3 separate regions of the Homo sapiens genome follow, and all the other regions are linked to region 3. Evidence: chromatin loops called from intact Hi-C (ENCODE). Cell type or tissue: heart right ventricle. All regions are shown on one strand. Each heading gives the region's core, and the rest is flanking DNA. Links, peaks and the distances in the headings are about the cores only.

Region 1 (7,706 bases), core at 1,527-6,526, 140 kb after region 3:
TCTGCCCCAGTCAGCTCACACACAGTCTAGTTGTTTAAGTCTGGGGCCCCCCCTCAGCCTCTTGCTCCCATTCTTGCCATGTGGCATACCTGCTCTCCCTTCACCTTCTGCTATGACTGTAAGTTTCCTGAGGTCCTCGCCAGAAGCAGATGCTGGTGCCATACTTCCTATACAGCCTGCAGAACTGTGAGCCAATTGAACCTCTTTCCTTCATAAGTTACTCAGCCTCAGGTATTTCTTTACAGTAATGCAAATGGACAAACACAGGTGGCTCCTGACACACCGCTCATCTTCTCCTTTGTCATCATATGGCTTACCTCCATGTATGTCTTTGTCCTCTCCTCTTATGAGGACACCAGTGTTTGGACTTGGGATCCATCCAAAATTTAGTATGATATCATCTCAAGTCCTTAACCTAATTTGTAAAGACCCCATTTCCAAATAAGGTCACATTCTGAGGTTCCAGGTGGGCATACATTTGGCCAGGGAGATGCCATCAGCCCACCACACCAGCCTACGCAGGTACATTTGCATATAGCTTAGGGTTGACCTTTCCCATGGAAGTATTACATCCCCCTCTGGACTCCAGTTTCACATGTTTTAGAATGCTTCACCTTGTCCAGCAGGATGAGTCTCTTTTCATTTTTTAGTATTTTTCTCTCTCTTCTTTGGATTGGATTAAAAAGAATTGACATATTCTATTGATGCATCTTTAAGTTTTCAGTTCCTTCTTATGTCTTGTCCAATCTGTTATTAAACTTGGGTAATGTTTTTCTCTTTCTTTTCTTCTTTAATAAAATAGAGATGGGGTTTCACCATGTTGCCCAGGGTGGTCTCAAACTCCTGAGATCAAGTGATCCTTCCATGTTTGGCCTCCCAGAGTGCTAGGATTACAGGTATGAGCCACTGGGCCTGGTCAAATGATGTTTTTCATTTCCGAATCATACTCTTAGTTCTAGAATTTTCATTTGCTTCTTGTAACTATTTTCAGTTTTTTATAGAGATACCTCATCTAGTCACTCATGATAACCATATTTTCCTTTAAGTCTTTGAACATATTTAACATAACTTCTTTAAAGTCCTTGTCTGATAACTGTATCTGCATCTAGGTCATCTTGGAGTTGATCTCCATTGATCCCTTTTTCTTTTAACTATGGATCACATTTTCATATTTCTTTGCATACCTGGTAATTTTGGATGTGCACCTGATGTTGTTAACATGTGTACAGGCTATGGGGTTTGCATTCTTCCTTAGCAGAACATTAATTGTTTTTTTCAATGTTAGCAAGCAGTTAGCTTGAGTTGACTCAAACTCCCCAGTCTGTCTGCCTGGCAGTTGGCAGTAGCTGGAATCTCAGTTCTCTTGACCTTACACGTGTTGCTTTCTGCTGGGCCCTTTGGAGTTTTCCCTACCCATGCACACCTAAGGGATCAGCCAGAGGTTTCAGTGGAGTTTACTTGCAGATTGTGGGGTTTCCCTTCGGTGACCTTCTCCTTTATGGACATCTTCTCTTCATTTCCAGCTGCTCTGAAAATGTAGCCCGGCATCCCACTCCTCACCAGGAGGGCTGCAGTTTCCTGCTTGAACTCTAGCTGTACCCATTACATGCCCTGGAGTGTGACTTCAGACGAATATTTAACGGAATAATCCTTACTAGTGTTTGCCTACTTCTGGTCATGTTCCAGTGCCTGCAATTGGTGTGTGTGGGTGTTGTGTGTGCTTACAGCGTTTCTAGTGTTTATAATTGCCATCTGCCAAAGGGCTAGTCTGATATTAGCTGCTCCAGAATTATTGGAATCAGAACTACTTTCTCTCATGTGGTTTTTCATTTTCATTTCCCTGTTGACTAGTGTGGTTCAACATCTTTTCATATGTTTAGTGGCTATTTGGATATCTTCTGTAAAACATCTGTTCAATTCTCTTGCCTATTCCTTGTTGGATTATTTGATTTTTTTTCTCATTGGTTTACAGTGGTCTTCTTTATATTATGGATCTGTTTGTGTCAGTCAGTTATATATGTTTATAGGAAGCATTAAGAAGAACTGAAATGGACCAAAAGATTAGTAGGTGCCTTCCATGGAAAGCAAGGCATCGTCTTGTACACTCTTCCAAGTTATTTCATTCTATGGAGCTCTGCATCTTTTATTTCCTTTGAACTATTTTACACCTCTATAAGCCAGGGGTCCCCAACCCCTGGGTCATGCACTGGAATCTGCTCATGGCCTGTTAGGAACTGGGCCACAGAGCAGGAGGTGAGGGGTGTGTGAGCATTCCTGCCTGAGCTCCACCTCCCGTCAGATCAGTGGCAGCATTAGATTCTCATAGGAGCGAACCCTATTGCGAGCTGCACATTCCCAGATCTAAGTTGCACACTCCTCGTGAAATCCTAATGCCTAATGATCTGAGGTAGAACAGCTTTGTCCCCAAGCCATCCCCCGATCCTGGTCTGTGGAAAAATTGTCTTCCATGGAACTGGTTCCTGGTGCCAAAAATGTTGGGGACTACTGCTCTAAGTTGTACATAATTGATAGCAATGCAAAAGCTCTTTGAGTTGGTAGAAATTCAAGTTCTCACCTTTGGAAGGACAATGAATTGCTCCTCATCTTCCAGGGAAAAGGCCAGTTTTGCATCTATCTATGAACTCCTTTTAGCATTCCTGAATCAATTATGTAAGTGTAGTACTTAGAATTCCACTTTGAACTGGTTACGACACCTTAATTAATGAGATAAAGAGCATCTCTGAAATGTGTCGTCATATGTTTATGTGAGTCCTGATCATAACAGTTTTAGAAAATGATCTTTTAACTCGTTGTGATTTCTTCTCCCTCATGGCCCCACCCAGCCGCAGTATCCAGGGAGCTTAGTTTTCTGTGGCCCAGGAGGGCAGGAGAACCGGTGTTGATGAGGAGATCTGAGGTTGGCCCCAACTTTTCCCCACAGCTCTGCTTCAAGGAGTGCCCTGGGAAGGCCTCCCAACCCCACACCTGTCCTGTTGGCCAAGGCGAGCTCCATGCCATGTGGCATCTCTGCCGCTGGCCACCTGGTGAGTATCTGTTGAATAGAGAAATGTGCAGCATCTCCACAGAGCCTCCAGGGCTTCTGTGCTCTCCAAACATCTCTGGGCTCCTGGCACCCTCTCAGGGTATGATGTGTTGGTGTCTGGGTTGGGCCCCTGTCCCTGAGGGTAGGACTCAGGCAAGGACAAAGCTCTGGACTCAAAGAGCTGGTGTGGGGGTGAGTGAAAGGAACAGGAGCTTTGGGGTCAGAAATGCGGGTTTCAGCCTGCATTGTCCCCATGAGCAGGGGCTTGCAGGCTCACCAAGACCTCAGTTTCTACCATGGTGAGAGAGTGTCAGAGACTGCAGCACGTATTTGAAAAGCGTCCAGGGACGGCAGGGGTCTGGGTTGGACCAGCTCTCCTGAATACTGAGGGTGCGACCTTGACCATTGTGAAAGGAAAATAAAATCTCAGGACTCCAAACTCACTATGCCAAAATGAACAGTTGAGGTGGGAAGCTGAGTCATGAAAAAAAAAAAAAGTCATGCCTTTCCTTTTGTTTCCAAAGTGATAGCAGCAGCAGATAGGCCAGGTCTACCCAGGTGGCCTCCCTCACCCTGAGAATATAAATTAACAGGCCGGTCTTCATGACATGGGACAAAATGAGACAAGAAATCGTTCCTCCTACCCCTGAGACGAATGCATATTTGACTTCTTCCTCTACTCTGTTTATTTGCTTATAAAGTGCAGATTTACTGAGCACAAGGCGAATGCGTAATTGCTCCCTCCACCCCTCCTTTTCATGCAACGTGGGGGCTCAGTGAACTCTAATCAAAGCCTCACAAGAATGTGACCCTCCCCTCTTGCTTTTTTCTCTTTCATCTTTCCCCTCCTCCAGCTTTTCCCCTTTTCAATATTGAAGCAGGTCGTAGTGTGACTCTGCCTGGGGTCAGGTGTGGGGTGGTCCACATGGACAGTGAGAAGGTGGTCCCTGCCCGTGGTGGTCCGGGTTTCCTGGGAGATGGCCAGACGTGGATTCTGAGGGGAAGAGGCCAGTGCAGTTGCTGGACTGGAGAGAGCATGTCCATTGTGCTGAGCGGGCTGGGAGGGATCCACAGAGAAGACGGTGTGGCTCAACAGCTGGCACCGGGGACGGGAATGTGGGTGAAGGGCCTGGCACATGGAGTAGCTCAAGGCGTGAGACTGTGACCCACCTGGGGAGCCCGTGCATGAGTGCACTGGGTGGGTGCTGGGGTTGCAAGTGCGTGTGTCCCTGTGTGAGGACCGTGTGAGTACCCGTGTGTGCCACATGGCCCCCGTGCGTGGCAGGCATGTGCAGCCTGAGTACCATACCAGACGGGGCGTTCTGTCTCCTCCAGGCCCGGCCCTGCCATGTGAGCAGGGAGCTTCCCCATGGGACTGATGTTCTGTCTCCTCCAGGCCTGGCTCTGTCCTACCATGTTAGCAGGGAGCTTGGCCATGGGAGTGGTCGGCACAGGCATGGCTGTGCCGGGCCTCACTGGCTGGACTCGGTGGGGACACCATACCCCTTGCTGAGTGTGGGTAGCAGAGTTTGAGGTGCCTTCTGGGAGGTGTTCGGGCAGAGGCAGGGTTGGGAGTGTGTGGGGAGATGGGTGTTCAGCTAGCCTCCTTCCCTGTGCAGGGGCTCAGCTGAAACCTGGGCTCTCACTCCCCTCACCCCTGCCTCCCCAGCATCCTCCCTCTGCCCCTCTCTTCAGCCTGCCTTGGGCCTTGCTCTGAGACCGCTGCTGAGAGGACAGGAGGAGCTTCAGCAGCACCCTGTGCTGGGTGGACGCTGAGGTCACTGCCTTGCTCTGTGTCTCCTCACAAGGCCACGTGGTGGCAGGTCCTTCTTGCAGTCTAACCAGAGTCCTGCTTGCTGCTCTGCAAGCCCACTTGGGTCACGTGGGGCAGGGGCACCTGGCAGGGTGGGCTTCGTGGACTCAAGGGCCACCAATTCCTCCAGGTCAACATGCTCAGATGGTTCTATTCTCCCCCTTCCCTTGGCTACAGGGACCTCTGTATCCTGGGGTGGCCACAAATGTCAGAACACAGGAGTCACACCAGGAATGCCACACCATGTCACACCACATCTCATTATGTCACGCCAGGGATGTCACGCCACATCATACCATGAAACTTATCATCACACTAGGGATGTCGTACCCTGCCACACCCCATCATACCACATCACACCACCTCACACCAGGGACATTATACCATGTCACACCACATCCCACCATGTCACGCCACCTCACACCACATCACATTATATCACACCACGTCACACTATGTCACAGCCTGTTACGCTTCATCACACCACATCACACCAGGGATGTCACACTGTGTCACACCACATCCCAGCATGTCCAACGCCACCTCACACCAGGGACATTACACCATGTCACACCACATCACATCACCCCTCGGATATCACACCGTCATACCACATCATACAACATCACACCATGTCCTGTCGCATCATGCCACATGACATCCACGTCACACCAGAGACATCACACCACGTCACACCATGTCATGTTACATCACAGCATGGACTGCTGGGGTATGTGCAGGGGCCGCCCACAGTGCAGCCTTGCTGGAGAGTTGAGGGAGGGTCCTGGGGCTGGGCATGGTGTTCCCTCAGGAGGGCTGACCCTCTGGAGGATGCTCGGTCCCAGGTGGAAAGGGGGCGGTGGGCCCCGGGTGGCTCAGGGAGGGGCCCAATTTCCCCAGGGGAACCTGGTCCAGGCGCCAGGCCCTGCAGGGGCAGGAGCTGCAGGAAGCATCTGCTTCTTCCCAACTCAGCCTGCTCAGTGCACGGAATGACCCGGAGCCCGGCACCGTCCTGGGTTTCCTTTCCTTATCCTGGCCAGGCCGTCCATCCTCAGACAGTGGACTGGAGCCCACCCCACCAGGGCACCCGGAAGCCCGTAGGGCCCCTTGAAGGGCAGAGGGTGGAGATCTCTCCAGCAGGGTCCCTGAGGGCTGGCACCTTCTCTGGACAAAGCTCTCCTGCATCTCTGGGACGCCATCCTTGGGCTTGGGATAGAGCCGGTGATGCAGCAGCTGCCCGCCCTGCACCCCAGGTGCTGTCTCCCTCACCCCCCGCGGGGCTGCAGCAGCGTGTCCTGAGAGTTAAAGGGCTGGGCTTCAGCACCCAGTTCAGGCCAGGCCCCCTGGAGCCCACCCTCCAGTGGCGAGCCTTCCCACGGCATGGCAGGGCCTGGAGTCTGGGGATTTAGTCCCCAACTCTGTGTTTGGTGAAGCTCCAGCTGCTCGATGCCACACAAACGAATCCAACCACTCCTCCTTCCTGGGTGAGATGGTCTCTCTCCTGCCACAGGCAACTCCGACGGCATTTTCCAGCCACCGCAGCCACCGCAGCCACTGCAGTAACAAGACCCTGTCCTTGACTGAGTTCCAGCCAGGCTCCTCGGAGCCTCTCCACTCGGCCTCAACCTTGGCTTGTAAAGACTTGAGCAGACACTAACAGTTTCTAACAGCTTCTGGCCGTACCCCTAGGCCGACCCCTGCCCCGTCAACACCTGCCTGAGAAAGCTCCGTGCACCAGAACTCACCGTTTGGACCAACCCCGACCTCCCTTTCTCAGGGTATCTGCTGAGAGGGCCGCAACCACACGTCCTTCTGTCTGTTCCCGATGTCTGTGCATTTCCTGTGACCCAGGAGGGTCTTTCTCGGGACCTGAGAGCCGCTCCCTGAAGTGTCCCCATTGGGAAGGATGGGGCCTGTGTCTCCAGGCTCTGGGAGGACAGAATCCTGACCTCAACAGTGGCCGGCACGGACACAGCGGGTCCCATCCCGGGGACGCTGACCAGCGCTGGGCAACTTTTCCCTTCCCCGACGACTGAGCCCCGAGCACCCACCCTGCTCCCCCTACCACCTCCCTTTACAAGGCTGTGGCCTCTGCACAGATGAAGGTGAGTCCAGGTCATGCCGGACTCTTTCTTCTGTTGCAATAGTTATTTCTGTTGAAAATCCGTCCTTGCTACATGACCTAGTGCCCAGGGGGATGCTGAGACAGGATGAATGTATTCTGCATGTGAGAAGAACATGAATTTTGGGGGCCAGAGTCTGGACTGTGATGGGTTAAATCGTGGCCCCTACAAATTCATATATTCAAGTCTTAATCCCTGGCCTCACAATGTGACTATTTGGAGATGGGGTCTTTACAGAGGTCATTAAGTTCATAGGGGGTCACTAATCTAATCTGATGTGTGTTCTTATAAGAAGAGAAGCTTAGGACACGGGCACACAGAGGGATGGCCACGTGAGGACCAGGGAGGAGACGGTGTCTACAAGCCAAGGAGAGAGGGCTTGAGAGAAACCAGCCCTGCCTGCATCCTGATCTCAGATTCCTGGTCTCTAGGCCTGGGAGGATCCATGTCTGCTGTGGGAGCCGCCCCGCTGTGGTCCTGAGCTGACGCACACAGATCTGACACCCACCTCTCGCTTCGGACCATGGTTGGTTCTGGAAGGCCCTCCCTGTGGCTCTGCCTGGCCAGCCTGAGCCAGCTCCCAGCCTCGACCCAGCTTTCCCTGGAGGCCCTGTCCCCCGCAGAGTGACCAGGGCAGGCAGCACCGTGCCCAGCAGGAGGAGAAACTGCATCCATGTAGAAAAGAGGAGAAGCCCCGGGGGTCCATGTAGCGACAGGGGCCAGGGAG
Region 2 (7,706 bases), core at 1,652-6,651, 120 kb after region 3:
TGAAGAGCCTGGCACATGGAGTAGCTCAAGGTGTGAGGTTGTGACCCGCCCAGGGAGCCTGTGCCTGAGTGTGCTGGGTGGGTGCTGGGGTTGCAAACATTCGTGTGCCTGTGAGGCCCGTGTGTGTATGTGTGTGTCACGTGTCCCCATGCATGGCAGGCATCGTCGCGTGTCCCCCACGCGTGGCAGGCATTGTTGTGTGGCCACTATGCATGGCAGGCATTGTCGTGTGTCCCCCGTGCGTGGCAGCATTGTCGCGTGGCCCCCGTTCGTGGCAGGCATGTGCAGCCTGAGTACCATGCCGGATGGGGTGTTCTGTCTTCTCCAGGCCCGGCCCTGCCGTGTGAGCAGGGAGCTTCCCCATGGGACTGATGTTCTGTCTCCTCCAGGCCTGGCCCTGTCCTGCCATGTTAGCAGCGAGCTTGGCCATGGGAGTGGTGGGCACAGGCGTGGCTGTGCCGGGCCTCACTGGCTGGACTCGGTGGGGACACCATACCCCTTGCTGAGTGTGGGTAGCAGAGGGGTCGAGGTGCCTTCTGGGAGGTGGTCGGGCAGAGGCAGGGTTGGGAGTGTGTGGGGAGATGGGTGTTCAGCTAGGCTCCTTCCCTGTGGAGGGGCTCAGCTGAAACCTGGGCTCTCACTCCCCTCACCCCTGCCTCCCCAGCATCCTCCCTCTGCCCGTCTCTTCAGCCTGCCTCGGACGCCGAGGTCACAGCCTCGCTCTGTCTCCTCACAAGGCCACGTGGTGGCAGGTCCTTCCTCCTGTCTAACCAGAGTCCTGCTTGCTGCTCTGCAAGCCCACTTGGGTCACGTGGGGCAGGGGCACCTGGAAGGGTGGGCTTCGTGGACTCAAGGGCCACCAATTCCTCCAGGTCAACATGCTCAGATGGTTCCATTCTCCCCCTTCCCTTGGCCACAGAGACCTCTGTATCCTGGGGTGACCACAAATGTCACAACACAAGAATCACACCAGGAACGTCACACCATGTCACACTGGGGAAAAGAAAGATCAGACTGTTACTGTGCCTATGTAGAAAAGGAACACATAAGAAACTCCATTTTGATCTGTACAAAGAAAAATTGTTCTGCTTTGAGACGCTGTTAACCTGTAACTTTAGCCCCAACACTGTGCTCACAGAAACCTGTGCTGCATGGAATCAAGGTTTAAGGGGTTTAGGGCTGCGCAGGACGTGCCTGGTTCACGATACGTTTGCAGGCAGTGTGCTTGGTAGAAGTCATCGCCATTCTCCATTCTCTGTTAACTAGGCACAGAATACGCTGCGGAAAGCTGAAGGGACCTCTGCCGGAGAAAGCCTAGGTATTGTCCCAGTTTCTCCTCACTGAGACAGCCTGAGATATGGCCTCATGGCAAGGGAAAGACCTGACTGTCCCCCAGCCTGACACCTGTAAAGGGTCTGTGCTGAGGAGGATTGGTAAAAGAGGAAGGCCTCTTTACGGTTGAGATAAGAAGAAGGCCTCTGTTTCCTGCACGTCCCTGGGAATGGAATGTCTGGGCTTTACACCCACCATTCATTCTATTCTGAGGTAGGAGAAAACCGCCCTAAGGCTGGAGACAAGATATGCTAGCGGTGATACGGCTCTGTTACTCTTCACTACACTGAGATGTTTGGGTAAAGAGAAACATAAATCTAGTCTATGTGTACATCCCAGCACGGTACCTTCCCTGGGAGTTATTTATGATGCAGATTCCTTTACTCACATGTTTTCCTGCTGACCTTCTCCCCATCATCACCCTGTTCACGCTGTTCTCCTGCCGCACTCCCCGTATGGAGATAGTGAAAATAGTCATCAATAAATACTGAGGGAACCCAGAGACCGGTGCCGGTGCAGGTCCTCGCGTGCTGAGTGTGCCGGTCCCCTGGGCTCACTGTTCTTTCTCTGCACTTTGTCTCTGTGTCTTATTTCTTTTCTCAGTCTCGTGTTTCCACCTGATGAGAAATACCCACAGCTGTGGAGGGCGAGGCCCTCTTCATCACACCACATCACACTATGTCACACTAGGGATGTCACACATCACACCATTAACTCATCACACTGGGGATGTCGTACCGGGTCACACCCCATCATGCCACATCACACCGTGTCACACCGCATCACATCACAGCAAGGATGTGGCACCCTGACACAGCACGTCACAGGTCACATCATGTCACACCACACCTCATCACACCCCACACCACCACACCCGTCAAACGACATCATACCCCATTACCCCAAGGATGTTACGCCACATCACATCATGTCACACCATACCACATAATCTCATACCGCATCATACCAGGGATGTCATACCCATCACACTCTGTCACACCACATCACATCATGTCCAACACCACCTCACACCAGGGACATTATACCATGTCACAACACCTCACACCATGTCATACCACCTCACACCAGGGACATTACACCATGTCACAACACCTCACACCATGTCACACCACATCTCACCAGGGATGTCACACTCGGTCACACCACATCACACTATGTCCAACCATGTAGTCCAACACCACATCACACAAAGGACATCACGCCACATCACACCACATCACACCAGGGATGTCACCCTGTCATAGGACATCACACCACATCACATGATGTCATGCTACATCACAGCATGGGCTGCTGGGGGCGTGCAGGGGCAGCCTTGCTGGAGAGTTGAGGGAGGGTCCTGGGGCTGGGCATGGTGTTCCCGCAGGAGGGCTGACCCTCTGGAGGATGCTCGGTCCCAGGTAGAAAGTGGGAGGTGGGCCCCGGGTGGCTCAGGGAGGGGCCCAATTTCCCCAGGGGAACCTGGTCCAGGCGCCAGGCCCTGCAGGGGCAGGAGCTGCAGGAAGCATCTGCTTCTTCCCAACTCAGCCTGCTCAGTGCACGGAATGACCCGGAGCCCGGCACCGTCCTGGGTCTCCTTTCCTTATCCTGGCCAGGCCGTCCATCCTCAGACAGTGGACTGGAGCCCACCCCACCAGGGCACCCGGAGGCCCGTAGGGCCCCTTGAAGGGCAGAGGGTGGAGAGCTGTCCAGCAGGGTCCCTGAGGGCTGGCACCTTCTCTGGACAAAGCTCTCCTGCATCTCTGGGACGCCATCCTTGGGCTTGGGATAGAGCCGGTGATGCAGCAGCTGCCCGCCCTGCACCCCAGGTGCTGTCTCCCTCACCCCCCGCGGGGCTGCAGCAGCGTGTCCTGAGAGTTAAAGGGCTGGGCTTCAGCACCCAGTTCAGGCCAGGCCCCCTGGAGCCCACCCTCCAGCAGCGAGCCTTCCCACGGCATGGCAGGGTCCGGGCTCTGGGGATTTCATCCCCAACTCTGTGTTTGGTGAAGCTCCAGCTGCTCGATGCCACACAAACGAATCCAACCACTCCTCCTTCCTGGGTGAGATGGTCTCTCTCCTGCCACAGGCAACTCCGACGGCATTTCGCAGCCACCGCAGCCACCGCAGCCACTGCAGTAACAAGACCCTGTCCTTGACTGAGTTCCAGCCAGGCTCCTCGGAGCCTCTCCACTCGGCCTCAACCTTGGCTTGTAAAGACTTGAGCAGACACTAACAGTTTCTAACAGCTTCTGGCCGTACCCCTAGGCCGACCCCTGCCCCGTCAACACCTGCCTGAGAAAGCTCCGTGCACCAGAACTCACCGTTTGGACCAACCCCGACCTCCCTTTCTCAGGGTATCTGCTGAGAGGGCCGCAACCACACGACCTTCTATCCGTTCCTGATGTCTGTGCATTTCCTGTGACCCAGGAGGGTCTTTCTCGGGACCTGAGAGCCACTCCCTGAAGTGTCCCCTTTGTGAAGGATGGGGCCTGTGTCTCCAGGCTCTGGGAGGACAGAATCCTGACCTCAACAGTGGCCGGCACGGACACAGCGGGTCCCATCCCGGGGACGCTGACCAGCGCTGGGAAACTTTTCCCTTCCCCAACGACTGAGCCCCGAGCACCCACCCTGCTCCCCCTACCACCTCCCTTTACAAGGCTGTGGCCTCTGCACAGATGAAGGTGAGTCCAGGTCATGCCGGACTCTTTCTTCCGTTGCAATAGTTATTTCTGTTGAGAATCCGTCCTTGCTACATGACCTAGTGCCCAGGGGGATGCTGAGACAGGATGAATGTGTTTTGCATGTGAGAAGAACATGAATTTTGGGGGCCAGAGTCTGGACTGTGATGGGTTAAATCGTGGCCCCTACAAATTCATATATTCAAGTCTTAATCCCTGGCCTCACAATGTGACTATTTGGAGATGGGGTCTTTACAGAGGTCATTAAGTTCATAGGGGGTCACTAATCTAATCCGATGTGTGTTCTAAGAAGAGAAGCTTAGGACACGGGCACACAGAGGTATGGCCATGTGAGGACCAGGGAGGAGACGGTGTCTACAAGCCAAGGAGAGAGGGCTTGAGAGAAACCAGCCCTGCCTGCATCCTGATCTCAGATTCCTGGTCTCTAGGCCTGGGAGGATCCATGTCTGCCGTGGGAGCTGCCCCGCTGTGGTCCTGAGCTGACGCACACAGATCTGACACCCACCTCTCGCTTCGGACCATGGTTGGTTCTGGAAGGCCCTCCCTGTGGCTCTGCCTGGCCAGCCTGAGCCAGCTCCCAGCCTCGACCCAGCTTTCCCTGGAGGCCCTGTCCCCCGCAGAGTGACCAGGGCAGGCAGCACCGTGCCCAGCAGGAGGAGAAACTGCATCCATGTAGAAAAGAGGAGAAGCCCCGGGGGTCCATGTAGTGACAGGGGCCAGGGAGGGTCGCTCGGGCAATGCGTGTGGCTGCAGGAGGCGGGGGGCGTATGCAGGGAGCCCCCGAGGTGCAGCTGGACCAGCCTCCTCCTGACCGTGTTTTCCACCGGGGGCAGGAGGCGCGTGGACACAGGAAGGCGGCTCCCATCACGAAGTACAAGACTTAAAAAGGATATTTTATTGTCATCACAAAAGAAACATCAAAGACAATTAATGAGCTTTAGAAAATTTAAAAGAAGAAGAAAAGCTACCAAAGCTGAAATGGTGGCACCTCCTTCGAGTGAGCCCAGGAGTCCTCCCTGACGGCCGAGGCAGGCGCTGGCCGCACTCCCGCTCGAGTCTCCCTTCCTGTCTGCAGATTCTGCGTGACAGTCACGGAACGGCGTGATGGGGGCAGCAGAGCGTGGGGGCCTCTGTCCAGCACTCGTGGCCAGCAGCCCTGCTTTCGCAAGAACACGGGCACCCTCTTTGTCGTCTTGCCTCTCCACCTGGTGCCCCCAGAGTGGCTGCTTGTTCCTGCTGCACGTGACCCGGGGCTGGACGCCAGCCTCTGTGATGAGTTCTGGCTGTGTCCACGCTCCTGGCTCTCCCGGTGTCCCTCCACCTCTCTCCCCGATGCTCCTGGGCCTCCTCTGTCCTCAGGCCCCACCAAGGCTGAGTCTTGCCCGCCTGGGACCTGGTCACCAGCCTTCTCTGGGAGGCCTGTCTGGGCAGATGCCCAGCCCTTCCTTGGGCTATCCTCACCCTTGCACTGTGGGGCTCCTGCAGCGGCCACATGGCCCAGGCTCTTCTCTGAGTGATCTCGGTGGACTGGAGTGGGTGGGAGGTGGCAGTGTCCTGGGCCTGGCCCCTTCTCTCCCCAGTGCGGACTCTGGGGCTGGCTGTCCCTGCGGGTCCAGTTCCACCCGAGAATCCAGCAGTGTGGGCAGGCAGCCAAGGGGTGGTGCTGGCACTGAGACTGTTCCCAGGAGCCAGAGAGCAGCGTTCTTTGCTTGAAATCAGAACAACCTCATTCCTCATGTCAGGAGTTCACGGGAGTGCCCGGAATGGAGGCTGGCTGGCTGCGGGCTGGGAGGAAGGCCGTCTGAGTGAGCCTTCGCAGCTCTCGGAAGCCTCCCCAACAGGGCCTGATGGTGCTGTGGCTTCCCTACCTTGGCGGCTGACGCTCCCACTCACCATCTGGAAACCACGCCTGTGTTCAGGAGGCTGGCGTGGACGGGGTTGGCTCCAGGGCGAGGTCCTGCCTGGGTGGGGGCCTGGGATACCGGTCACTGCCTCCTTTTGTGTGAGCACCTTGTGGTCCGGAGGGCAAGGACGTCCTGCTGAGGGGACACCTGGCCCCCAGTGCCCTGCATGCACCAAGCAGCGGAGGTCTGGGGTAGACCTGCTATGCACAGGGTCTGGAAGGGGGGCGTGTCAGGTGTGTCAGGGTCAGAGGGCAACTGCGAGGCCAGAGAGTCATGGGGTTGAGGGCGGTGAGGTCGGGGGCAGGTGTGGCCTGGGTGGTGGCTGAGCATGGCCCATGGCTGGTGTGTGGGGTCTGGGCGGCCCTGGACACCCCGCAGAGGGTGGCCCTAGGCCCCCTGTCCGATCATGTTCCTGTAGTCGGGGATGATGGTCTGCTTCAGGTCCACCACCGAGGAGAAGATCCACTTCACCTGTAGGCAAGGCACAGCACAGGGGTGAGCGAGGCCACAGCCCTGCCCCCGAGCCCCACCCACCCCTCAGGGCACTGAGGCCACCTCTCTGCCCCCAAGGCCCACCCACCCGTCAGTCCACGCAGGCCACAGCCCTGCCCCTGAGGCCCATCCGGCCCCTCATGCCACCCAGGTGCCATGGCCTCACCACTGCCTGCTCTGAGGCTTGGTGATAGAGAGCAGAGCCAGGGCACCAACAGCATGTGGACAGCACAGAAGACAGCGTCAGGGACAGGTGGGGACAGCGTGGGGGACAGTGTCAGACACAGGTGAGGACAGTGTGGGGGACAGTGTCAGGGACAGGTGGAGACAGAGTGTGGAAGAGTGTTGGGGACAGTTAAGGACAGCATGGAGGAGAGTGTTGGGGAGAGATGGGGACAGTGTCAGGGAGAGGTGGGGACTGTGTGGAGGACAGCATCAGGGACAGGTGGGGACAGCATGGGGGACAGTGGTGCATACAGGAGGGGACGGTGTGGGGGACAGTGTCAGGGATTATAGGGGACAGAGTGGGAGACAGTGTCAGGGACCGGTGGAGACCATGTGGGGGACAGGTGGGGACAGCATGGGGGACAGTGTCAGGGATAGGAGGGGACAGGAAACAGTGGGGACATTGTCAGGGACAGGGGAGATAGCATGGGGGACAGTGTTGGGGACATGGGGGACAGCATGGAGGACAGTGTTGGGGACTGGTGGGGACAGCATGGGGGACAGTGTAGGAGACAGGTTGGGACAGGATGGAGGATAGTGTTGGGGACAGGTGGGGACAGTGTGGGGGACAGTGTCAGGGACAGGAGGGGAGAGCGTGGAGAACAGTGTCCGGGACAGGTGGGGACAGCATGGGGGACAGTATCAGGGACAGGTGGGGAGAGTGTGGGGGACAGTGTTGGACTGGTAGGTACAGCCCGGGGGACAGCATCGGGGACAGGTGGGGACTGCATGGGGGACAATATCAGGGACAGGTGGGGACATGGAGGAGAGTGTTGGGGACAGGTGGGGACAGCATGGGGGACTGTGTTGAGGACAGGTGGGGACAGCTTGGGGGACAGTGGTGCATACGGGAGGGGACGGCGTGGGGGACAGTGTCAGGGATTATAGGGGACAGAGTGGGAGACAGTGTCAGGGACAGGTGGGGACAGCATGGCGGACAGTGTCAGGGATAGGAGGGAACAGGAGGAAACAGTGGGGACATTGTCGGGGACAGGGGGGATAGCGTGGGGGACAGTGTTGGGGACAGGTGGGGACAGTGTGGAGGAAAGTTTTG
Region 3 (7,706 bases), core at 827-5,826:
CCGTCAGATCAGTGGCAGCATTAGATTCTCATAGGAGCGAACCCTATTGCGAGCTGCACATTCCTGGGATCTAAGTTGCACACTCCTCGTGAAATCCTAATGCCTAATGATCTGAGGTAGAACAGCTTTGTCCCCAAGACATCCCCCGATCTTGGTCTGTGGAAAAATTGTCTTCCATGGAACTGGTTCCTGGTGCCAAAAATGTTGGGGACCACTGCTCTAAGTTGTACATAATTGATAGCAATGCAAAAACTCTTTGAGTTGGTAGAAATGCAAGTTCTCACCTTTGGAAGGACAATGAATTGCTCCTCATCTTCCAGGGAAAAGGCCAGTTTTGCATCTATCTATGAACTCCTTTTAGCATTCCTGAATCAATTATGTTAAGTGTAGTACTTAGAATTCCACTTTGAACTGGTTACGACACCTTAATTAATGAGATAAAGAGCATCTCTGAAATGTGTCGTCATATGTTTATGTGAGTCCTGATCATAATAGTTTTAAAAAATGATCTCTTAACTCGTTGTGATTTCTTCTCCCCCACGGCCCCACCCAGCCGCAGTATCCACGGAGCTTAGTTTTCTGTGGCCCAGGAGGGCAGGAGACCCGGTGTTGACGGGGAGATCTGAGATTGGCCCCAACTTTTCCCCACAGCTCTGCTTCAAGGAGTGCCCTGGGAAGGCCTCCCAACCCCACACCTGTCCTGTTGGCCAAGGCGAGCTCCATGCCATGTGGCATCTCTGCCGCTGGCCACCTGGTGAGTATCTGTTGAATAGAGAAATGTGCAGCATCTCCACAGAGCTTCCAGGGCTTCTGTGCTCTCCAAACATCTCTGGGCTCCCGGCACCCTCTCAGGGTATGATGTGTTGGTGGCTGGGTTGGGCCCCTGTCCCTGAGGGTAGGACTCAGGCAAGGACAAAGCTCTGGACTCAAAGAGCTGGTGTGGGGGTGAGTGAAAGGAACAGGAGCTTTGGGGTCAGAAATGCGGGTTTCAGCCTGCATTGTCCCCATGAGCAGGGGCTTGCAGGCTCACCAAGGCCTCAGTTTCTTCGATGGTGAGAGAGTGTCAGAGACTGCAGCACGTATTTGAAAGTGTCCAGGGACGGCAGGGGTCTGGGTTGGACCAGCTCTCCTGAATACTGAGGGTGCGATCTTGACCATTGTGAAAGGAAAATAAAATCTCAGGACCCTAAAGTCACTATGCCAAAAAGAACAGTTGAGGTGGGAAGCTGAGTCATGAAAAAAAAAAAAAGTCATGCGTTTCCTTTTGTTTCCAAACTGAGAGCAGCAGCAGATAGGCCAGGTCTACCCAGGTGGCCTCCCTCACCCTGACAATATAAATTAACAGCCCGGTCTTCATGACATGGGACAAAATGAGACAAGAAATCATCCCTCCTGCCCCTGAGACAAATGCATATTTGACTTCTTCCTCTACTCTGTTTATTTTCTTATAAAGTGCAGATTTACTGAGCACAAGGCGAATGCGTAATTGCTCCCTCCACCCCTCCTTTTCATGCAACGTGGGGGCTCAGTGAGATGTAATCAAAGCCTCAGAAGAATGTGACTCTCCCGTCTTGCTTTTTTCTCTTTCATCTTTCCCCTCCTCCAGCTTTTCCCCTTTTCAATATTGAAGCAGGACATAGTGTGACTGCATCTGGGGTCAGGTGTGGGGTGGTCCATGTGGATAGTGAGGAAGGTGGTCCCTGCCCGTGGTGGTCCGGGTTTCCTGGGAGATGGCCAGACGTGGGTGCTGAGGGGAGGAGGCCAGTGCAGTCACTGGACGGGAGAGAGCATGTCCATTGTGCTGAGTGGGCTGGGAGGGATCCACAGAGAAGACGGTGTGGCTCAACAGCTGGCACTGGGGACAGGAACGTGGGTGAAGGGCCTGGCACATGGAGTAGCTCAAGGCGTGAGGCTGTGACCCACCTGGAGAGCCTGTGCCTGAGTGTGCTGGGTGGGTGCTGGGGTTGCAAACATTCGTGTGCCTGTGAGGCCCGTGTGTGTATGTGTGTGTCACGTGGCCCCCATGCGTGTCAGGCATTGTTGCGTGTCCCCCATGCGTGGCAGGCAGCATCACATGTCCCCCATGCGTGGCAGGCATTGTCGCGTGGCCCCCGTGCGTGGCAGGCATGTGCAGCCTGAGTACCATGCCAGATGGGGCGTTCTGTCTCCTCCAGGCCCTGCCCTGCCATGTGAGCAGGGAGCTTCCCCATGGGACTGATGTTCTGTCTCCTCCAGGCCTGGCCCTGTCCTACCATGTTAGCAGGGAGCTTGGCCATGGGAGTGGTGGGCACAGGCGTGGCTGTGCCGGGCCTCACTGGCTGGATTCGGTGGGGACACCATACCCCTTGCTGAGTGTGGGTGTTAGAGGGTTCGAGGTGCCCTCTGGGAGGTGGTCGGGCAGAGGCAGGGTTGGGAGTGTGTGGGGAGATGGGTGTTCAGCTAGGTTCCTTCCCTGTGCAGGGGCTCAGCTGAAACCTGGGCTCTCACTCCCCTCACCCCTGCCTCCCCAGCATCCTCACTCTGCCCCTCTCTTCAGCCTGCCTCGGGCCTTGCCCTGGGACCCCTGCTGAGATGACAGGAGGGGCTTCAGCAGCACCCTGTGCTGGGTGGACGCCGAGGTCACAGGCTCGCTCTGTGTCTCCTCACAAGGCCACGTGGTGGCAGGTCCTTCCTCCTGTCTAACCAGAGTCCTGCTTGCTGCTCTGCAACCCCCTTGGGTCACGTGGGGCAGGGGCACCTAGCAGGGTGGGCTTCGTGGACTCAAGGGCCACCAGTTCCTCCAGGTCAACCTGCTCAGATCGTTCCATTCTCCCCCTTCCCTTGGCCACAGAGACCTCTGTATGCTGGGGTGACCACAAATGTCACAACAGCAGAGTCACACCAGGAATGTCACACCATGTCACACCACATCACACTATGTCATGCCAGGGATGTCACGCCACATCACACCATGAAACTCATCATCACACTAGGGATGTCGTACCCTGCCACACCCCATCCTGCCACATCACACCATGTCACACCGCATCACATCACACCAAGGATGTGGCACCCTGTCACAGCACGTCACACGTCACATCATGTCACACCACACCTCATCACACCACAGATGTCATACCCCATCACACCACATCACATTACATCACACCACGTCAAACTACCTCACACCCCATCACACCAGGGATGTCACACCCCATCACACCACATCACATGTCACACCACGTCACATGCCACACCATATCACAGTATGTCACAGCCTGTTACACTTCATCACACCACATCACACCAGGGATGTCACACCTTGTCCCATCACATCACATCATGTCACACCATTCCACATCATTTCATATTATAGCTCATCATACCAGGGATGTCATACCCATCACACTATGTCACAGCACATCACACCAGGGATGTCACACTGTGTCACACCACATCCCACCATGTGCAACACCACCTCACACCAGGGACATTACACCATGTCACACCACATCCCACCATGTGCAACACCACCTCACACCAGGGACATTACAACATGTCACACCACATCACATCACCCCTCGGATATCACACTGTCATACCACATCATACAACATCACACCATGTCCTGTCACATCATGCCACATGACATCCACGTCACACCAGAGACATCACACCACGTCACACCATGTCATGTTACATCACAGCACGGACTGCTGGGGTATGTGCAGGGGCCGCCCACAGTGCAGCCTTGCTGGAGAGTTGAGGGAGGGTCCTGGGGCTGGGCATGGTGTTCCCTCAGGAGGGCTGACCCTCTGGAGGATGCTCGGTCCCAGGTGGAAAGGGGGCGGTGGGCCCCGGGTGGCTCAGGGAGGGGCCCAATTTCCCTAGGGGAACCTGGTCCAGGCGCCAGGCCCTGCAGGGGCAGGAGCTGCAGGAAGCATCTGCTTCTTCCCAACTCAGCCTGCTCAGTGCACGGAATGACCCGGAGCCCGGCACCATCCTGGGTTTCCTTTCCTTATCCTGGCCAGGCCGTCCATCCTCAGACAGTGGACTGGAGCCCACCCCACCAGGGCACCCGGAGGCCCGTAGGGCCCCTTGAAGGGCAGAGGGTGGAGATCTCTCCAGCAGGGTCCCTGAGGGCTGGCACCTTCTCTGGACAAAGCTCTCCTGCATCTCTGGGACGCCATCCTTGGGCTTGGGATAGAGCCGGTGATGCAGCAGCTGCCCGCCCTGCACCCCAGGTGCTGTCTCCCTCACCCCCCGCGGGGCTGCAGCAGCGTGTCCTGAGAGTTAAAGGGCTGGGCTTCAGCACCCAGTTCAGGCCAGGCCCCCTGGAGCCCACCCTCCAGTGGCGAGCCTTCCCACGGCATGGCAGGGCCTGGAGTCTGGGGATTTAGTCCCCAACTCCGTGTTTGGTGCAGCTCCAGCTGCTCGATGCCACACAAACGAATCCAACCACTCCTCCTTCCTGGGTGAGATGGTCTCTCTCCTGCCACAGGCAACTCCGACGGCATTTTCCAGCCACCGCAGCCACCGCAGCCACTGCAGTAACAAGACCCTGTCCTTGACTGAGTTCCAGCCAGGCTCCTCGGAGCCTCTCCACTCGGCCTCAACCTTGGCTTGTAAAGACTTGAGCAGACACTAACAGTTTCTAACAGCTTCTGGCCGTACCCCTAGGCCGACCCCTGCCCCGTCAACACCTGCCTGAGAAAGCTCCGTGCACCAGAACTCACCGTTTGGACCAACCCCGACCTCCCTTTCTCAGGGTGTCTGCTGAGAGGGCCGCAACCACACGTCCTTCTATCCGTTCCCGATGTCTGTGCATTTCCTGTGACCCAGGAGGGTCTTTCTCAAGACTTGAGAGCCGCTCCCTGAAGTGTCCCCTTTGTGAAGGATGGGGCCTGTGTCTCCAGGCTCTGGGAGGACAGAATCCTGACCTCAACAGTGGCCGGCACGGACACAGCAGGTCCCATCCCGGGGACGCTGACCAGCGCTGGGCAACTTTTCCCTTCCCCGACGACTGAGCCCCGAGCACCCACCCTGCTCCCCCTACCACCTCCCTTTACAAGGCTGTGGCCTCTGCACAGATGAAGGTGAGTCCAGGTCATGCCGGACTCTTTCTTCTGTTGCAATAGTTATTTCTGTTGAAAATCCGTCCTTGCTACATGATCTAGTGCCCAGCTTTATCTTTGAAAATGTCTCTCTCCACCTTTGCCTCTCCTGCCTTGTCCTCGTTCCTGGCACCCACCATGTGTCCTATGGGCTGAATTTTACCATAGAATGAATCACACACCAGGTTTCACCTGTGCCTGATGAGGGTGACAGTTTGATGAGATTTTAGGCTTAGAATTGATGCTGAAAGGACTAAGACTTGGGGGATGCTGAGACAGATGAATGTATTTTGCATGTGAGAAGAACATGAAATTTGGGGGGCCATAGCATGGACTGTTATGAGTTAAATTGTGGCCCCTACAAATTCATATATTCAAGTCTTAATCCCTGGCCTCACAATGTGACTATTTGGAGATGGGGTCTTTACAGAGGTCATTAAGTTCATATGGGGTCACTAATCTAATGCGATGTGTGTTCTTATAAGAAGAGAAGCTTAGGACACGGGCACACAGAGGGATGGCCATGTGAGGACCAGGGAGGAGACGGTGTCTACAAGCCAAGGAGAGAGGGCTTGAGAGAAACCAGCCCTGCCTGCATCCTGATCTCAGATTCCTGGTCTCTAGGCCTGGGAGGATCCATGTCTGCCGTGGGAGCTGCCCCGCTGTGGTCCTGAGCTGACGCACACAGATCTGACACCCACCTCTCGCTTCGGACCATGGTTGGTTCTGGAAGGCCCTCCCTGTGGCTCTGCCTGGCCAGCCTGAGCCAGCTCCCAGCCTCGACCCAGCTTTCCCTGGAGGCCCTGTCCCCCGCAGAGTGACCAGGGCAGGCAGCACCGTGCCCAGCAGGAGGAGAAACTGCATCCATGTAGAAAAGAGGAGAAGCCCCGGGGGTCCATGTAGCGACAGGGGCCAGGGAGGGCCGCTCGGGCAATGCGTGTGGCTGCAGGAGGCGGGGGGCGAGTGCAGGGAGCCCCCGAGGTGCAGCTCGACCAGCCTCCTCCTGACCGTGCTTCCCACCGGGGGCAGGAGGCGCGTGGACACAGGAAGGCGGCTCCCATCACGAAGTACAAGACTTAAAAAGGATATTTTATTGTCATCACAAAAGAAACATCAAAGACAATTAATGAGCTTTAGAAAATTTAAAAGAAGAAGAAAAGCCAAAGCTGAAATGGTGACACCTCCTTCGAGTGAGCCCGGGAGTCCTCCCTGACGGCCGAGGCAGGCGCTGGCCGCAGTCCCGCTCGAGCCTCCCTTCCTGTCTGTGGATTCTGCGTGACAGTCACGGAACGGTGTGATGGGGGCAGCAGAGCGTGGGGGCCTCTGTCCAGCACTCGTGGCCAGCAGCCCCGCTTTCGCAAGAACACGGGCACCCTCTTTGTCGTCTTGCCTCTCCACCTGGTGCCCCCAGAGTGGCTGCTTGTTCCTGCTGCACGTGACCCGGGACTGGACGCCAGCCTCTGTGATGAGTTCTGGCTGTGTCCACGCTCCTGGCTCTCCCGGTGTCCCTCCACCTCTCTCCCCGATGCTCCTGGGCCTCCTCTGTCCTCAGGCCCCACCAAGGCTGAGTCTTGCCCGCCTGGGACCTGGTCACCAGCCTTCTGTGGGAGGCCTGTCTGGGCAGATGCCCAGCCCTTCCTTGGGCTATCCTCACCCTTGCACTGTGGGGCTCCTGCAGCGGCCACATGGCCCAGGCTCTTCTCCGAGTGATCTCGGTGGACTGGAGTGGGTGGTAGGTGGCAGTGTCCTGGGCCTGGCCCTTTCTCTCCCCAGTGCGGACTCTGGGGCTGGCTGTCCCTGCGGGTCCAGTTCCACCCGAGAATCCAGCAGTGTGGGCAGGCAGCCAAGGGGTGGTGCTGGCACCGAGACTGTTCCCAGGAGCCAGAGAGCAGCGTTCTTTGCTTGAAATCAGAACAACCTCATTCCTCATGTCAGGAGTTCACGGGAGTGCCCGGAATGGAGGCTGGCTGGCTGCGGGCTGGGAGGAAGGCCGTCTGAGTGAGCCTTCGCAGCTCTCGGAAGCCTCCCCAACAGGGCCTGATGGTGCTGTGGCTTCCCTACCTTGGCGACTGATGCTCCCACTCACCATCTGGAAACCATGCCTGTGTTCAGGAGGCTGGCGTGGACGGGGTTGGCTCCAGGGCGAGGTCCTGCCTGAGTGGGGGCCTGGGATGCCGGTTACCTCCTTTTGTGTGAGCACCTGGTGGTCCAGAGGGCAGGGACGTCCTGCTGAGGGGACACCTGGCCCTCAGCGCCCTGCATGCACCAAGCAGCGGAGGTCTGGGGTAGACCTGCTATGCACAGGGTCTGGAAGGGGGGCGTTTCAGGGCTCAGAGGGCGACTGCGAAGCCAGAGAGCCATGGGGTTGAGGGCGGTGAGGTCAGGGGGCAGGTGTGGCCTGGGTGGTGGCTGAGCATGGCCCACGGCTCGTGTGTGGGGTCTGGGCGGCCCTGGACACCCCGCAGAGGGTGGCCCTAGGCCCCCTGCCTTATCATGTTCCTGTAGTCGGGGACGATGGTCTGCTTCAGGTCCACCACTGAGGAGAAGATCCACTTCACCTGTAGGCAAGGCACAGCACAGGGGTGAGCGAGGCCACAGCCCTGCCCCTGAGCC

Evidence for each region. A loop is a pair of places that touch in the nucleus more often than their neighbours do. Peaks named below come from ENCODE experiments on the same cell type or tissue, not always from the same donor. Only the 100,000 strongest peaks of a DNase experiment are listed, where the experiment ranks them.
Region 1: a loop joins it to region 3, with 22 times the contacts of the local background. A loop is called at or near these places in 51 of 110 quality-filtered maps.
Region 2: a loop joins it to region 3, with 4 times the contacts of the local background. A loop is called at or near these places in 10 of 110 quality-filtered maps.

The regions. Positions count from the first base shown.
Region 1 is chr14:105,756,649-105,764,354 of GRCh38, forward strand. It overlaps LOC105378184 (a long non-coding RNA gene), which reads left to right and starts at 2,845. Exons shown (of 3, transcript XR_001751029.3): 1 at 2,845-3,044; 2 at 6,290-6,961; 3 at 7,411-7,706. It also overlaps IGH. In heart right ventricle, for the core only: no CTCF peak of the experiment used is centred there; no DNase peak of the experiment used is centred there.
Region 2 is chr14:105,731,440-105,739,145 of GRCh38, forward strand. It overlaps IGH. Among named protein-coding and RNA genes, the nearest start is that of MIR8071-2, 95 kb to the left of the region's middle. In heart right ventricle, for the core only: no CTCF peak of the experiment used is centred there; no DNase peak of the experiment used is centred there.
Region 3 is chr14:105,614,345-105,622,050 of GRCh38, forward strand. MIR8071-1 (microRNA 8071-1) reads left to right here and starts at 6,772; the gene lies at 6,772-6,836. It also overlaps IGH. In heart right ventricle, for the core only: no CTCF peak of the experiment used is centred there; DNase peaks (open chromatin) are centred at 2,847, 3,189 and 3,646; H3K27me3 peaks cover 767 bases.